2 separate regions of the Mus musculus genome follow, and region 2 is linked to region 1. Evidence: chromatin loops called from intact Hi-C (ENCODE). Cell type or tissue: heart. All regions are shown on one strand. Links, peaks and the distances in the headings refer to the core of each region. The heading gives the core; the rest is flanking DNA.

The links. Hi-C counts contacts between places; a loop is a spot of excess contacts. Peaks named below come from ENCODE experiments on the same cell type or tissue, not always from the same donor. Only the 100,000 strongest peaks of a DNase experiment are listed, where the experiment ranks them.
Region 2: a loop joins it to region 1, with 4 times the contacts of the local background. A loop is called at or near these places in 7 of 42 quality-filtered maps.

What each region holds. Positions count from the first base shown.
Region 1 is chr11:22,205,127-22,208,046 of GRCm38, forward strand. All of the region lies in intron 5 of Ehbp1 (EH domain binding protein 1), which reads right to left. Among named protein-coding and RNA genes, the nearest start is that of Ehbp1, 80 kb to the right of the region's middle. In heart, for the core only: a CTCF peak has its summit at 1,703 (motif pointing left); no DNase peak of the experiment used is centred there.
Region 2 is chr11:21,638,113-21,641,032 of GRCm38, forward strand. The region is part of intron 1 of Wdpcp (WD repeat containing planar cell polarity effector); the gene reads left to right. Among named protein-coding and RNA genes, the nearest start is that of Wdpcp, 67 kb to the left of the region's middle. In heart, for the core only: no CTCF peak of the experiment used is centred there; a DNase peak (open chromatin) is centred at 1,629; H3K27ac peaks cover 1,782 bases.

The DNA of each region.
Region 1 (2,920 bases), core at 247-2,746:
CAGCTAGAAACATGAGCTCTGGGAGGTACTAGTTAGTTTATATTGTTGTTCCACCTATAGGGTTGCAGATCCCTTTAGCTCCTTGGGTACTTTCTCTAGCTCCTCCATTTGGGGCCTGTGATCCATCCAAAAGCTGACTATGAGCATCCACTTCTGTGTTTGCTAGGCCCCGGCATAGCCTCACAAGAGACAGCTATATCAGGGTCCTTTCAGCAAAATCTTGCTAGTGTATGCAATGGTGTCAGCGTTTGGAGGCTGATTATGGGATGGATCCCCGGGTGGGGTAGTCTCTTGATGGCCCATCCTTTCATCTCAGCTCCAATCTTTTTCTCTGTAACTCCTTCCATGGGTGTTTTGTTCCCAATTCTAAGAAGGGGCAAAGTGTCCACATTTTGGTCTTCGTTCTTCAGCAAGCAGTATCTTACAGAACTGTATTATACCTAATATTCCCAGAGGGCGACTATACCTAATATCCCCAGAGGGCCACAGCAAGCCTGCAGTACCTGCTGTGAGTAATGGAGGCACTGGAATGGCATGATCATTACATCACATATAGATTAAACTATAGGTTTCATTTAGAAGTCAAGGCTGTTGGTACAACAAAAGTAAGTGCATAGCATGCAAAAGTAATAAAATCATTTCTGAGGAGTAAAACAAGAATAGCTGTTTTTCCTCATTAAAGGAAGGGGAAAGCAGTCTCTGCTGAGTAAGCAGGTTAAATTTGAAAAGAGTGTTCACTGGGATACGCAGCAGCTTGGTCCTCTAAGCAGCTTGGTCCTCCAAGCAGAGTTCTCTACAGCATCATCAAGGCTGAGCGGCCAATCAATAGGATATGTGCAGCACCCTCCCACTTCACTCAGTTCAGGTTTCTAAATTGGGAAAGTTTGATTTTAAAGAATTAAGCATCACAAACAGGAACTGCTTACAACAACACTCTCTACTGGGCACACCGAACGGTTTGAGTAAGACTCCTACCAATATTAGATATAGTATTAGGAAAGTGCAGAGGCATTCTTAAAAACCAACCCCGGTATTTTCAGCAGCATCAGAACTCAATTGTTCTATAGCTATAAAAACACCCTTAGTGTGCAGATGAACGACAGCAATTCTAAGCCACTGAACAGTAGGCATTCCTTAATAATCCTTTTCTCTTGGCACCAAAACAAAACCACCTCTAAAAGAAAAGCACACGTCTCCTCCAAGCCCTCCTTCTGAAACACAATGGCATTCTGATATAAAGAAACTACCACACTGTATCCCCATCACAACCCTAAGGAGTTGCTACTTAAATATTACCAGTGCTCTGTGAATCATTCTATATTAAAATTAGATGGGTCTAAATATCACACATATAAAAAAGCATTGTTTGACACAGTGCCATTTTGATGATAAATTGCAATCTATAGCTCAAATAATTCTACCTAGGGATTAACATTTCAGAGGCTGAGCCCAAGATTATATGTGTGAATCTTGAATTTCATCATCTCCCTTTGGCACAATAGCTTATTCTTCCTTTTTTCATCTATTCTCTCATGAAGGGTCAGAGAAGCTTAGCCTTGCTGTTGCCTTCATTTCATCTCTACATTAACCAGATACCTTGCAGTCTCTTTAGCTCTTATGTGTTATTTCATTGCAAATACTCCCCTGAACTGAGCTACTGCTAATGAGGTTGGTACCAAATCAAAGGGTGCCATCAAGTGGCTATAATACTCTCAACAGCATTACACTGAATGATGGTTCCAGGAAGGCTTTCTTCCCCACAGACAAGCTGTGCCGCTCTGCTAGGAGAGAATGCATGAAGGGAGGAGGGAGGAACTCTCCATACTAACTTTTACTTTATTCCCTATCCTTCCAAGATTGCTTTTCTGCATATTACACTTACAAAGTACAACTTCAGAGTCATGGTTAGGAATAATGCTCAGGACAAAATATTATCAAATGATATTAACCACAATTCAAGCAGAGCAGCACTACTGAGAACTAAATAATTCTATTAAAATTCATGGCTAGATTGATAGGAGCTTACTTTTGAATATAAGCAATGGCATATATACTTTAAAATAAATAATACAGCATCCTGCCTGATCCACTCCCTAGGATAAGGCTATCAAATAGCTGCTGTTATTGGAGACATTATATGTAGCCATGCCTAACTGCTAATAAGCAAGCCAGAGTTTGAAATACTTTCTTCAATTTGCTATTACAGTCACACCTTAGAATTTGGGGCTCTTTTTCTTCAAAATTATGTCTGTCCTCTTTTTGTTCCATGTTATTTGGAGAGGTGGGTTTACTTTAGCTCACAGCTCCTCAGTACAGCCAGTCAGCAGAGATAATGCCTAGCAGCAGAAGCTTCTAGAAGCAGAGGAAGAGGCAGCGGTGGTGCTCAGCTTTTTTTTTTTGGGGGGGGGGGCTTTTTATACAGTCTAAGATTGCAGCCCAGGCAATGGTTCCACCAACTGTTGATGGGTCTTCCCAGCTCAATAACCCTAATCAAGACAATCCCCATGGGGCCAGCAAGACAAGGATCAGAGTTCCATTCCTAACACACACACATCACAAGTTTAAGAAGAAAGGAAGACTTACCTGTGAGTATGAGGCCAACCTGATCTACATAGTGAGTTACAAACCAGTCAAATCTACCTAGTGCTCCCCCCACCAAAAAAGTAATCATTTTTAAAAGACAGTCCCCTATAAACCTGCCCAGAGACCCGTCCCCCCGGAGGGTCTAGATCTCATACACTTAAAGCAGATGAACCACGGCACTGGTGCATGGTGAGGCCTCAGGCTCACCTGCTAAACAGGACACTGTTCTGCCACTGCTTCCTCCCCACCCTCTTTTTACTTTCCATTTTGAGACCCTTTCTCTAAGCCTCTCAGTCTAGCCTAGAATTCACTGCTCAGTCTGGACTTCTACTTATCC
Region 2 (2,920 bases), core at 298-2,797, 570 kb before region 1:
ATCTTTGCTCCCTCCTCTACTGTTTTTGTTTGTGCATTAAGGGGTTTAGGGCATAATTACATATATAAGAGGACTCTTGGGAAAAAGTCCCATTCCATGGAAAAATGTTTTCATACACACATGCACGCACACACACTCACACATGCCCACACAGCAAGTAGTTTCAGAGGTTTAGCTCCTGTGAGGGTTAAATAAAATAATGGTTATAAAGTGCACTCAGCAGTATCTGCAAATGCTATCCACCCTTGGCCCCAGTGTATTAGCAGAGTTCTTTATCTTCCAAGTCTGACGGGAGCCACAGGAAAAAAAGTTTTAAAGTGTGTGTGTGTGTGTGTGTGTGTGTGTGTGTGTGTGTGTGTGAAGCGAACGATTTCAAAGTATACAACTATCATGTTGCATGAGCTACCCCCCTTTTTATAAGAAGCGCATCTTTCAACAGCTACTAAGGTTTGTTTTTTAGAGGAGGGGGTGGCAATCTGTCATCGAAGTGTTGACAAGTGAAACTGACAAGGCTGAGTTGGTGCAGCTGCAGGGCACTTCAGTACTTTCCAGTGTCTCTCCTATTTGTAGAGAAAGGCTTTCTGTATTTCTTTCATTTTTTTTCTCACTTTGATTTATATACTTTTTAAAACAGTAATTCTGAATTGACAAATTACTTCAGTATTAAAGCGTTGGTTTAGATAAGAGCTTTCAGTGTTCTCTTGTCTTTAACTGAGCCTTAAGAACTATTTCTGAATTTTAATTTATTTTCTCTTCAAAGCCACACTCTCTCTATGTATTCAAGTATAACGTAAAATTATATTTATAGTTATAATTTAGAATGAATTACCATTATCATATAACAAACATTTCTATTTTGTCTTTTTATTGTTGTGATTAAAGTACAGCCTTGAAAACCACTAGTAAGTCCATACTTTTGAAGTTGAGAAAGGTGGGTACCAGAGTCGGCTGCTGATGGGAGGTTATTGTTCTTCCCATGCTGCCATTTGCTTATGCAAGCATCCTTTTTGTCTTCCAAACATGCCCAAAGTAAACTTTACTGATAATTTTGCAAGGTCATGGAAAAGAAGCACTTGAGCTAGAATAATAGAAAACTGTGTGTAGCAAAATATTTAAAATGAGCACCAGCAAACAAGATGTTTGTATTAATAGGAGCCCAGAAAATGGCTGTGCAAAGGTCAGCACTGATCTTTAAATATTAGTGAAATTTAATTTGTTGCATGTAATGAGTAGAAAGAAGAGAAGGCAGGCTTCAGCGAAGAAGCCATTGATAAATTGTCTAAATGTCAAAACTGCTTACCATGTGGAAAATGTTAAATTGACAAGATATATTTAACTAAGTGAATTAAACAGTTTGAAGAATGCTCTAGAGAAATATTTTCCAAATTTAAGTACAACAGGAGACTTAGAAAGTTTTTTGTTTTTTTTTTAATTTGGCCACAGTTTATTTCATGGAAGTAAATGGAGTCCTTCTTTTCCTTCAAGGAATAGAGTTTCCTTTGCTCTCGTTTAGTAAGACTGATGTACAGATTTCTGAGGACTTAGAAAGAGATCACTGTTTGCTTCATCCAGAAATAGCAAATGACCTGCTCTTGCAGCAGTAAAGAAACCATCCCTGGCTGGGCGCCTTATCTTTTTGGCACTTTGGAGGCTGTTAGCTGAATGGAGTTCAGAGAGCTGGGTCATGACCAATTCTTTAAAAGAGAAACTGTAGTTTCTCATTGTCTTCATGTGTAAGGCTTATAAAACCTAAGTGATAATCATCTCCAATGTTTGTAGTGTCATTAGTACACTATGGGAAAAAGAAAGTTGGGCATAAGATAGGAATGTGCAATTCTTGGAGGAAACAGAGTATTTTGAAATATGTGAAACCATGTTTGATCATATTAATGAATAAGAAAATAAAACCTACAAGTAAAAGAATATATTTTTTTTCACTTATCAGATTGAAACAGTGTAAAACTTTGACAGTGCTTCAAAGTGTTAAGGATGGGGGTGGGGAGAGGAAGTCCTGAGTTGAGTGACAGTTTTATATGATACAATCATTATGGATGCTACCACAGCATAAAGTTTTAGTATGTCTTTTCATGGTACTATTATTTGCAAGGCACATGTTAGAAACGTGTTGCTGTTTAGTAAGGGAATGGTTAAGTCAGTTATGATCACGTTCAATGGAACATGAGTATCCTTTCTGGGCTGATCAGTGAAAAGCAGCAAAATATATGTACAGTAAAACATTGGTTTACAAAGCCCTAAAACAAGTTAGGCACGAGTGTGCACATGTGAGTGCACCAAGGGATTCTGAAAGGACACACGGCACTGCACACTATGCTCAGACTCCTTTCAGAGTGGGAGGAGCTTCATGTTTATATGCGTTGTTTGCTTTTAGAACACAAGGAATACTGGAGGTGGTCGTTTCAGGTTCCATCTCCCCACTGTTGGGCATTTCTGCTAATGTCATCTCCATTGGCTTCTGGGAGCCTCCCACATTTCTGGGTCTTTCTAGTGGCTAACACCTACCCCCCTTTTTTCCTTCCCCCCCTTTCACGGCTGCATATTTCTATTCGTTTTTCCTGGCCCTCTAGGCTTCTCACCTGTCTCTTCTCATACCTGATCCTACCCCTCCTTTCTCCCTCCCCCTCCCCTCCCCCACCCAGGTCCCTCCCTTTTTTTGCTTCCTGTGATTATTTTGTTCCCCTTCTAAGTGGGATTGAAGCATCTACACTTGGGCTTTCCTTCTTGTTAAGCTTCATATGGTCTGTGAGCTGTATCATGGGTATTCTGAACTTTTTGGCTAATATCCATTTATCAGTGAGTTCATATCATGCATGTTCTTTTGGATCTGAGTTACCTCACTCGGGATGATATTTTCTTTTCTTTTATTCTTTTTTCTTTTTCTTTTTCTTTTTCTCTTTCCTCT